2 separate regions of the Homo sapiens genome follow, and region 1 is linked to region 2. A link is a contact called in ENCODE Hi-C or POLR2A ChIA-PET data. All regions are on one chromosome and are shown on one strand. The core of a region is the stretch at or near the end of the contact, and the rest is flanking DNA. Distances in the headings are between cores, read along the strand shown.

The links. A loop is a pair of places that touch in the nucleus more often than their neighbours do. ChIA-PET counts read pairs that join two places held with the same protein, here RNA polymerase II (POLR2A). Pooled maps may share reads with other maps.
Region 1: a pooled map shows a loop between it and region 2 (2.9-fold over the local background). The contact joins two enhancer-like sites. A Hi-C loop is called at or near these places in 1 of 50 pooled maps. POLR2A ChIA-PET finds 5 or more read pairs at or near these places in 3 of 52 experiments (GM12878, HEK293T and activated B cell).

Annotation. Positions count from the first base shown.
Region 1 is chr18:44,905,421-44,911,522 of GRCh38, reverse strand. The region is part of intron 3 of SETBP1 (SET binding protein 1); the gene reads right to left. Among named protein-coding and RNA genes, the nearest start is that of MIR4319, 62 kb to the left of the region's middle. Within about 2 kb of position 2,167, at least 2 of the 41 ENCODE cell types and tissues checked have a DNase peak (open chromatin) inside an H3K27ac peak, as active enhancers do.
Region 2 is chr18:44,868,043-44,873,938 of GRCh38, reverse strand. SETBP1 (SET binding protein 1) reads right to left here. Exons shown (of 6, transcript NM_015559.3): 3 at 4,656-4,709. Among named protein-coding and RNA genes, the nearest start is that of MIR4319, 99 kb to the left of the region's middle. Within about 2 kb of position 3,123, at least 2 of the 41 ENCODE cell types and tissues checked have a DNase peak (open chromatin) inside an H3K27ac peak, as active enhancers do.

The DNA.
Region 1 (6,102 bases), core at 918-3,417, 39 kb before region 2:
AGGGCATCAGGATTTTGGCTTTTTGGGTTCTAATGTGAACGCTGTTGAGTGACTTTGGAGGTCATTTCAGTTCCTCTTATTGGAGAATATCATTTGCAGGACGAAGAACCAGAGTAGTGGATTTCTAAGGACCTTTTCAATTATAGGTTGGTGCAAAAGTAATCGCTGTTTTTGCAACGAAAAGTAATGACAAACCCCACAATTACATTTGCACCAACCTAATATAAATTCTCTCTCAGTTATATACTCTAAGACAGGTTCCACTTATGGAGCTAGTAGTATTTCAATAATAGAAGCCTCAAAGAGCTAAAGATACACCATAGAAAATGAGGGTAATCATATTAGACCAAGATGACTCATCACAGATACAACATTTTCAGGTAAGGGATCCTCCCTCCCCCACTCCAAATTTGAGCCAGGTCCAATGGTCTTTTTATTTTATGGAAACTGTTTCTCACTTTTCCTTTCTTTCCCAAAGAAATTACAGCCTGTGTTACACAGCACTAATGCATGTACATACACAAGGGGGTATGAAAATCAAAGTCCTATATTGATACCCACAATTTCCCTGGCCTTCACCTTCCATAACTTCAGAGAGTGGCAAGTTAGAATAATGTAGGGTGGATGAAAAGGGTGTGAGGGGCAGGGGGCAACCAGAGGCCTGTACACTTGAACACATGGAGGGACCAGAGGCTGATTTCCCTGTGGGGAGGCACTAGAGGAGAGCTAAAAGTAGAAACAACCCTACCCACTATTAACAACATAAAATGAAATCAGGAGTTCTTATGTACGCTTACAAAACAAAGTAAAATAGATAAAACCCCCTCTAGGTTTTTAGTATGACAGGGCAAGAAATTTAGTTTCCTCTGGGGGAAGAAAAGGGTTGCTCATGAAGATGTTAAGGCCTTCCAATAATGGAGACCCAGGATGCTGACCATGGGCAGGACACTGGCCCGTATCACTGACATCAGGACATTGCTCATATCTTTGCCTGATCTTTGATAAACATGGAGCAGTTTCAATTCAGTTCAACTCACAGAAGGGGAAATAGGTTGTACAGACAACAGCTTCTTTCATCTTCCTGACTCCATCAAAGACATAAAGGTTTGGAAAATCAGGTCAATCCAGATTTGGTTTCAATGGAGCTCTGAGGTAAGGAAAAATGCTAAAAAACACCTTTCTTTACCTGGTCATCCCTCCGCTCACCCCTTCGCCATCTCTTGAATGAGTCAGTCATTGCTGTTTGTCCCTGAATGGTGACCTATTATTATAGAACAGCAGCAATGTGTATGATGGTTACATCATGAAGGCCATAGGAGGGAGTCGGCATGTTTTTAGTGAGAACCTCCTGCTCCAGTTAACAACAATCTCAGAGAGGAAGAGGCATGTCTCGGCATTGTCAATGATGCCAGTAACCCAGACGGCGGGCAGTTCTCAGCCTTCAGAAACACCCATCCGATAGTTATGGACTCAGGTGCTGACTTCTTGAAAGAATGCAATAGGAATTCATAGACAAGAAACCATAGTGTAATCTACGGAATCTTGGAAGGTGCTTCCTTGAAGAAATGAAATTAGGCCACTGCTCTTAAGAGTCTTAATTCCTGAGGGTTGTAAGCTAATTCTGTGATTCTCCAAGTATAGCCAAATTGAGAAAATGCTATTTGAGCTACAGAGACAAGAAACAGAAGAGGGTTGACATGGTATAGCATGGTACGTCTCGGATCAATCCTGGACATACTCCCCTTTAAATATTTATAATTTTGACAAAATACATAACCTGTCTGTGCCTTGGTTTTGTCATCTGTAGAATCAGGATAATAATAACTGTGCTGACTTCATATGAAGGTAATGCATAGCATAAGGTCTTACTTTCAGTGAACGTGAGCTAAGATAACTGTGACAGTAGCATCGGTTACTATAAATAGTTGGGACAGGAGAAGAGAAAAAGCTGTGGTTTGATTGCTTTCTGCTTTAGACTACTCTGAGCCTAGCAGCAGAATTGGTACGATACTCCCTCCTAAGTTCAGAGGACAGACTGAATGAGAAAACCTCAGAGCCTTGGACCTTGGCCAAGATACTCTTCCTTGTAATCTTCATCACTCTGAGTTATATTTGCAGTCAGCCAGGAGAACAAATGACAGCCGAGCAGACACCTACAAACTGGATTACTGGATTCTGGTCCATTCAAATAATGGGGCTTTCCAGCTAGAGGTGGAGTAGCAAGCAGGAACACATTTTCTCCTCGGCCTTGCCCTCCAGATACCAGCCTCTGAAGACAAGCCACTTTCAGTCTAATTCTCTACACACTGCCAGCAGTTAAAGAAGTTCCCCATTTCTCCTTACTCATCCTTCCTTTCAATTGCTCCTTCCTTCTCACCTTTCTGAGAGTAACCACATCCCACCTTAAGGTAGGTGAGGCCATTTTCCTTTACACATCTAGAATTCTTCAATTCTAACACAGGTACCTGGCAGTAGAACCAATCTGGTCCTTGTGTAAGCTGGGAAAGGTCACAGTTTTCAGTGAGTCCAGAGGTGTGATGATGACAATGCTAGGTTAATAAATATGGCAAAAATATATTTTTCTGAAAATGAGGATTAAAATTGGTTGAATTTTATAAAATGAGATAAACAATATAAAATGTGGATTTGAAATTAGTATTTTAAACATTTAAAGCAGAGTTATATTTTGGGGGGCTTCACAAGTACTCTACAGGACATGAATTACCAATCTTTTTAAATACGTGAGAAAATTGAGGCTTAGCAAATCTAGGAGAGCATTAACAAATCTAGGAGAGCCTTTCTACAGATATTGACAAGTTGACCCTAAAATTCATATTGAAATGCCATGGACCTAGAATAGCCAAAACAATCTTGAAAAAGAACAAGGTTGGAGGACTCACACTTCCCAATTTTAAAATTTCTACAAAGCTATTGCAGTCAAGAGTGTGACACTGGCATAAGAAAAGACATATAAATCAATAGAACAGAACTGATTGTCCAGAAATAAACCCTGATACTTATTGCTCATTGACTTTTGACATGGGTGCTAATATAATATAATGGGGAATAAGTCTTTTCAATAAATAAATAGTGCTGGGAAAAGCTGATATACACATGCAAAAGAAGAAAGTGGAGAAGAAGAAGGAGAAGGAGAAAGAAGAAAAGGAGGAGGGGCCAGGTGTGGTGGCTCACACCTGTAATCCCAGCACTTTGGGAGGCCGAGGTGGCGACGTGAGGAGTTCAAGACCAGCCTGGCCAAGTTGGTGAAACCCTGTCTCCACTAAAAATACAAAAATTAGATGAGCATGGTGGTGGGCGCCTGTAATCCCAGCTACTCAAGAGGCTGAGGCAGGAGAATCACTTGAACCCGGGAGGCGGAGGTTGCAGTAAGCTGAGATCACGCCACTGCACTCCAGCCCAGGTGTCAGAGCAAGACTCTGTCTCAAAAAAAAAATAAAAAATAAAAAAGAAGGAGGAGGAGGAAGAAGAAGAGCTGGAGCCCTGCTTTCTACAATACACCAAATAAATTCAAAGTGGATCATAAACCTAAAGGCAAGAGCTAAAGCTATCAATTTCTTAGAAGAAAACATGAGTATATTTTTTGACCTTTGGTTAGGCAAACCCTCCCCAGATATGACACCAAAGCATGAGGAACAAGAAAAATAATAAATTAAACTTAATAAAAAGTTATGCTTCGAAGGTCACTGGCATGAAAGTGAAAAGACACCTCATACAATAAAAGGAAAATTTTGCAAGTCACATATCTGATAAAGACTTCTATCCAGAACACATAAGGAAGCCCTATACAACAATAAAAAGACAACCCAGTTGAAAAATGGGCAAAGATTTGGATAGATATTTCTTTTCCAAAAAATATACATATGGCCAGAAGCACAGGAAAAGATGATCAACATCATCAGCAATTAGGAAAATGCAAATCAAAATCACAATGCGATGCCACTTCATACCTTCTAGGGTGGCCATAATAAAACAGATGGACGACAGAAAATGTTGGTAGGAACACAGAGAAATTTGAATCCTCATATATTATTACTGAGCATATACAATGGTGCAACTGCTTTGGAAAACAGTTTGGAAATTTTTTCAAAAAGTTAAGTGTAAAATTACCACATATCCCAAAATTCTGCTCCTAAGTATATACCCAAGAGAACTGAAAACATATGTTCATGCAAAAACTTCTACATAAATGTTCATAGCAGCATTAGTTACAATAACCAAAAAGTAGAACCAACCAGAATGTCTATCAGCTATTGAATGGATAAACAAAATAGAATATATCCATATGATGGAATATTATTCAGCCATAAAAAGAACAAAGTATCAATACATCCTACAGCATGGCTAAACCTTAAAAATACTATGCTAAGTGAAAGAAGCCAAATAAAAGAAGCCACCTATTGTTTGATTACATCTAGAAAAGGCAAATGTATGGGAACAGAAAGTAAGTTAGTAGTTGCCAGGAACTATAGAAAGAAAATGGGGTGTAACTGCTAATGGGTACAGGATTTATTTTGTGGGGTGATGAAAATGATCTGGAATTAGAAAGTAATACTGATTGCACAAATCTGCAAATATACTAAAAATCACTATTTTGTATCTTTTTAAAAGATGAATATTATGGCATGTAGTCATACCTTTTTAAAGCTGCTAGTAAAAACAAACAAACAAAAAAGGGTTTAAGAGCATTATCAAGGTCATACAATTATGAGCATGACCACCAAAACAAGATTACTTAAACTAGTCTAGTCCTCTTCTTGAGTGCATTTATATCCCCACCTTTGATTTCTTCTGTTGTGTTTTCTTTATTTCTCCTCCCTTGTTGAGTTTTGTCCTTTAAGTCATTTAATATACCTTCCAGAACAAGGGAGGGCTACAAACAAATAAACACATAAAATTAATCTAGTCAAATTGTAGTTCCTGACTCAATTTAGGACAGTTCCTATTACTGAATATTGAATGTTTTTCTTCTTAAAAGAGAGGAGGACATTTTTTTCTGTGCCTTGTCAGTTTCTCTCCTGACGAAAGTGAGCTATGAGGAATGGTTTGTCTAAAATTTTATCTTTGCTGGATATTTTCTCCCTTTGATTCTCACTTGTACTAGCTACACCAAAAGGTACTAAGAACACACAAACACTAAGGACAAACAGAGTAGGTGCTAGTCACTTTAGTGGCTGCTAGGACTACTATCAGAAGAGAAAAAGGATAGCCCCTAGTTTCTTTCCTGGAGCTTTCTACAGAGTTGTCCACAATACCACAATTCTGGTGTTTCAGGCTCCTCTTAATCACTTAAGTTCCAAGAATCAGACCAGTTCTGGACTTAGCTGAAAATGCAAAGATTTCCAGTGTCCCCTGGAGTCTTTACTTGGTATTAGTGAACCTATCCACATAACGCCTGGCTATCTGTAAAATAGGACTGAGGAGTTTTATCATGAAGCGACTGACCTTTCTAATCAGAACTGCTGCTGGGCCATAGGAAATGAAAGGGTGCCCAATAGGTGATTCTGACCGTTGGCTATGAGGACACCTATGGTAAGGGATGAGTGGCTAAAAGGTTGTGGAGGTAAAATCCTGAGCCAAAGCTCATGGTAGCACCAAAACTTTCTGGCATGGAGGCAAGGGGCTGGAAAGAGTTTTCCAAAGGTGGCTTCCTCCAATTATGAGGAAACAACTCCTCTGACAGTTCTCCCAGTCAATTAATTTTTGTGTGACACCTGTTGATGTTAGCTTCGATGCTGAAACCTGCTGTGACACAGTCACTTCTGAAAAGTTTGCCCTGTAATGAGGAGTCCTTGAATCAGAGGTGGAAGCGACCTTAGCTTAGAGGATACTGAATGCTGTGAATGTTGTGGCTTGTTGCAACATCCCCATTTCTGTCATGGCTGCAGCATTCCTGGAAAGTTCACCCAATTCTTCAGTGCCTTTAGTATCAGAACCCTTTTATTTCTCAGGAAATTCTCTTAGCACCCATAACTGAAATCTGGGTACTGGTAATTAATTTACTAATTAATTCCATCCAGACATAGTTACTGAGTATCTAAGATGTGTTAGACATAGTGCTAGGAGCTGTGTATAAAGTAAATA
Region 2 (5,896 bases), core at 1,874-4,373:
GAGATATTTACACAACAGAAATTAGCAGATGCTACAAATGTGGGCTTTTTTAGCAGTATACCATTGAAACTGGGTAACAGGTACATGGGTTTATTATATTATTATGCTAACTTTTGTGTAAGTATGAAAACTTCAGTCATAGTTAATTTTTAAGCCTAATTTATTTTTCAGACTTTAAAAAAACCTATTATTTCATTTTCCAGACCTTTAAGACCTGAAATTTGGCCCCACTTTAATTTGCAAATAATTTCCCACGATGCTCTCCTCTGAGGCTCCACAATTAAACCACACCAAGCCTCCAGATGTACCTAAGCATCGCCATTGTTGTCTTAGCCTTCCTCCATGCTTCCCCTGCTCTGGAATAAGTCCACTGCCTCACTTTTTTCTCACCCATCCTGGCCCAGGTACAACACCACCTCTGCCGGGACGACCTCCCTGCTTGTTCCATAGACATATAATTTCTTCTACATTTGAATTTTCAATTAATTTATTCTGCACTTCTCTAATGGAAGAAACAATACCTCACTGTGCATTTCAGGCATACAATGCTACTTTCACATGCATTGTCTCATCAATGCCCATACTCTCTGTGAAATAAGCTGCACAACTCCTTTGCTTAATAAGGTAAATCAAGATCAAAGACATTAGGTAACTTCGTCAGGGTCACAAAGCTAATATTGGTGGCAGAACATTTCAGAATTGTCAACATCTGGGGAAGGGTCTGTGTATAGCTGGGAGCCCTACAGAAAGGTCTTCCATGGATGCCTGTTGAATGAAATGGCAACTAAGTGAGTGAAAGTTCTGTTTTCTCTGCACTAAAACATGTTTTCCTATGTGTTCTTGTTTACTCTCTTCTTATCTTCCACCACAGCATGCCCTTGACCATAGTAGCAATTGACATTTTAGAAACTCATTAAAAACAGCCACCCTTCATAGGTGGCCATTACACTTGCCCCACACTTGAAATAATACTCCATTTTGCCTAAAGGAAGTATCCTATTCTCTGAGACAACAGAGGGTTTATGTAGCAGGTGAGGACCAAATCCTTTAGTCTGTGCTTTCCTCTGTGGTGGACGTTCGTTGTCACATCACTGTTCCACCACTGTGGCTGGGCATGCAGGACCTGAGTCTGAATATGGTGCCCATGCTATGGCTATTTCCTTACCACATTCCCCCACCTCGTAAGCATGTGCACAAGCACGTGGGCATCACCCACAGGCACTTTACTGCAAAGTTTAAGCAGCCTGCACATTCTTGTAGGAACTGAGAAATAAAAGTAAATAAATAAATGCCAAGAAGCCTTGAATGCTCTTTGCATCCTGGATGAAGGCACTGGATGCCAGCGTTTGCCTTGGATTGCTCCTGGAGATCTCAGCCTGCAAAAGGAATGGGTTGTCCAGCAAGAGGGGGTAGTAAATGAATGATGGTACTAACAACTAGTGCAAGCATGGCTAGCTGCTGGATTTTCCAGTGTTGTGGAAAGCATGCAAACCAACAAAAAATAAGGTAACAAAAAAGCATATAAAATATTACCATTAAAAAAAAACAGATGTGTGTGTCTATGTAGAACAAAGATCGGAAGACTATACCCCAAAATGTCATTGTGTATGATTCTGAGGTGAAATGATAGGGTATTTTCTTTCTGATGGTTTTCTGTATATTCCAAATTTCTACAATGGACACTTACAACTTTTATATTAGAGGGAAAAAAGCATAAAAGAAAAATGCAGAGGAAAGCATATGGTTTTTGGGCTTTTACTAAAGAAAATTAGATGTCAGCTCTTATTCCTCTTAGGAATGCAGGGGACCAGACAGACAAAAGAAGTGAGGGTTCTCATTTCCAGTAACCCAAAGACTTAGAAAGGAGGGTACTCAAGTGTGTCTGTTGCTTCAAAAGGCAAGAACAGGATGTTAGAAGGTAAAAGGAGATGTGTTTGGAGGTAGAAGAGTCAGGGTGGGTTAGGTGTGAATTTCAGAAGCTTTTCCATCTGTGCCTTTAAAACTTGCTGAGAATAGTACCGCCTACCAGCACCAGGCCTGACTCTAGAAGAAGCTCTACCCTGTGGCCCGGAGGCCAGGCTCACCAGCCTCTGGGGAGATCACCACCTGCTAAAACACAATACCCTAGAAAACACGGGCTTTCAGGCTCAACCTGAAAAGTCATGTGTTTATTTCCAGGAATGAACATCGCATTTTTAGTAACCAATAACCATGGGGAGAAAGGTAGGTAATCACTTCCTTACCTTCCTCTTCTCTATCTGGAAGCAGAGAGAAGACAGAGACAAATCAACAGAAAAGCCAGCTCAATACAGTCACTACTCTACACACTTTCAAAATCATCAAAGATTTTGTAACTATCTTCCTTAAGAGTCTAAAGCAGGAACAGGCATCAAGAAAAACAAACAGAAAACCTCTACATTCAAGTGGTAAGTGGGCACCATGCAAAAGCTGAGAGGACAGATAGTTATCCCTGGGAGGGGTCCTCAGTGAGTCCCCTCCTGACAGTCAATGATGGGTCTTGGAGGGGAACACACCCATGCATTATTGTGTGGGACTCAGTTTCATCTGAAACCCAAAGAGAGAAGGGGAAAAATAACAACAGAAGCCAGCAGTTTGGTGCAGTGGGGCTGGAGGGGGCAGTGCAATGCCTGTGGACAGCTTTCTATTTCTGTTTTAAAAAGCACCCAAAAGGATGCTGTTGACCCGAGACACATCTGGGCCTTTCACTAGAGAATTAACTTTGATCTGGGCATTACACCCTGGCCACCAGTTTCCCAGGACTTCCTGGCCTCAAGAACAGGCATCCTGAGGAGTGAAAAATAGGCATTTATGTTTCTTGCCTCAGGGTGATGACACGCAAATGGAATAACATGGAAGGGCTGAACAGAACCAGAGGAGCGAGCCATCTGCACTGGAAGCTGTGGGGCTGGTTGTGGGGGAGGCTGGAAGCTGCCTTTCTAGGATAATGCCCTCAAATGTTATGCACGAACCTCAAATATAGCTAACTTCTCCTTCACTGGAAAGTTTGCTCTATTAGTTTAAATCTAATATCTAAAAGTGTAGGTCAACAAACACGGAGAGAACGTGTTCAGCTCCGAAGGAAACCATGCCAAAACCACGCGCACACACACAACTCCAATAAACTCAGTCTCTACCGGGTGTCCTTTTCAAGCAGTAAAACAGCACCACACAATTTCCTTTAATGTTATAAATTTTCAGATTAAAACAAAATATTTACCTGGAATTGCCACCATGTATGAGTGTAGGTGTGGAGGTGGGTGGGGTAGGCGGTAAATGTTGATTTTCTTTTGTTTTTGTTTCACATTCCCTTAGCCCAACTGGAAGTTTGTGTAAATATGTGAAAAAGTAATTAATTAAAGGTTTTCAGTGGTTGACAAAAAAGGCTTACTGGCCATCTCTGTCTAAAAACTCACTACTTTCCAGACAGGAGGATTAACAAGGTGAGATGACAACACCCCACACTGGTGTGCGAATCTATCTTTGATTCTCACCAACAGGGCCCTTGATTCTGTTAATTCTCTTCCTCTAGCCTCCCACTGTCACCTGTTCCTAGCTCTCTGTGTGATCTGGGGCCACTGTGCATCAGGACTGGGTCCTCAGGTTCCTCAGCAGTGAGAGGGTGCGCACAGGATGTGGCTCACATGGGAGAAGGGTAGGGAGGGTGCAGTGGGCTCCTGGATGTGAAACACCTTTAAAGAAGAAAACGTGCCCAAATACATGAAATTCCTGCAATTAGAAACATATTTGCTCGACCCCTGGAAGTTCGCTGCCGTTAGCTATAATTTATTTTCCCACAAAGGTACAGCACTGTGAGACCTTGAGGCAGGCACTGAGTTGAAGGGTGACAGAAAGTTTCATTTTGCAAGGGGGACAGCGGCAGGGGCCAAGTCCCTTAATGATCACCTTTGGATTGATCTTTCTTTATGTACATGTTCTAACTACACCAGGCTCTATGTGAGCACACAAGGGCTTTTGTATAGCTGAGATTTGTGTGTATGTGTCTTTGTGTGGACTCCTTTTCCAGAGACAGGCAGGATGATGTCCATTTTCACCCCTGCAAAAAAGTCTCCAGAAAGCCCTTGCCTACATCCTCACACAGTTTGCCCATAGTAACCTCCAAACACCACTCTGGCCAGAGATAACAGTGGCCCATTTCCTGACCAAGATCAGCAAACCTCAACTGTCTGCCTCTGCAGGAGTCTGAGATTAACTTGGCTATCAGGCCTTGACTAGGAGGCATTTGCCGCAAAGATTACAGACATGCGAGTGTCCTGTCCAAAAAGAGAGAAATGCAGGGGAGAACCCCAAACCCAACCCACCCTCTGCCGCCATTGGTTTAACCCTTTCCTAAGCTGAATCCCCAACACTTAACATTCCGAGCATCTTGATCTCTATATATTTTTCTCCTATAGAATATTAGGAACGAAAGAGCAGAAAGAGGTGGTTTTGTCCATGCTAGAATGAGAGGAGCTGGAGGAGGAGAGCAAGCCACCAGGTCATTGTCAGTTAGCTAGGGAAAGAAGCTAGAAATCCAAGGTTCGGGTTTCTGTCCTGGCCCCAAAGGTGCTTGTTGACAACCAAACTCTGGATCATTTTACTCTTCCAAACTTCTTAAAAGCATCAGTGGAACTTACCTGTGGCTGAAATCCTTTGAGGTCACTGGCTGCAAGGTCACTGGCTGTGAGGAGCTGCAAAAGAATAAAGAAATTTTCTCAGTGACACTTTTCAGTTTGCATACAGTATCCCCACGACAACTGACCAGCAATGGACTTACCATAGCCTGGATGAGAGCTACAGAAGTGGGATCGCAGAAGGCAAATGTGAGATTTCTGGACTGGGAATCTAGGCTCAATGGCCTTCCCACTTTGTGCTCCATCTCTGACTTCATCACTTCTCTCTTGCTGCTCTCTCTAAACTATTTCTATGTGCTATCAGTTCTTCAGAGGGTCTTAAATTAGGAACCATGGGCTATGGATGGCCTTCATCAGGTCCATGGCTCCCTGAAATTGTAAGTATGTGTGAATCTATAGATGTATATATTTCCTTAGAGAGATGGGCCCTGGCTTTCTTCCTGCTATCAAAGTGGTCTGTGATACAAGAATTACTGCTTCAGAGACAAAGGTCCATCTCCTCTAAGAGGGCTTTTCCTTCCTTCCTTCCTTCCTTCCTTCCTTCCTTCCTTCCTTCCTTCCTTCCTTCCTTCCTCCCTTCCTTCCGTCCTCTCTCTCTCTCTCTCTCTCTCTCTCTCTCGCTGGAGTACAGTGGCATGATCTTGGCTAACCACAACCTCCGTCTCCCAGGTTCAAGCAATTCTCCTGCCTCAGCCTCCCAAGTAGCTGGGATTACAGATGCCTGCCACCATGCCCGGCTAATTTTTGTATTTTTAGTAGAGACGAGGTCTCTCCATGTTGGTCAGACTGGTCTCGAACTCCTGACATCAGGTGATACGCCTGCCTTGGCCTCCCAAAGTGCTGGGATTACAGGTGTGAGCCACTGCACCCGACCATTTTTTCTTTCTTTTTTAAACAAACAAAAAAAAAATCAGCTCAGTAAAAATGACCCTCTCCTCTTTACAGCTACATGTGACTCAGTTTCCCTTTTTCATATGTTGCCTATGATTTTATACACTATTTAGGATTTTATACACTATTAGGATTTTATCATTTATACTTCAAACAATCATATACAACATAAAAGAATAAAAGTCAGTTATATGTACTTTCTGCACCTCTGTGTTTAATCAATATTAAAGACTAAAGTTACGGTTTTAAATATTTTTGCATCCTTTCCAGGGTTTTGCACAAGAAAACATTAAATAAAAATGTATGATTAACTAGCAAAATAATCACATTCTTATAATAAATGCTGGGAAAGT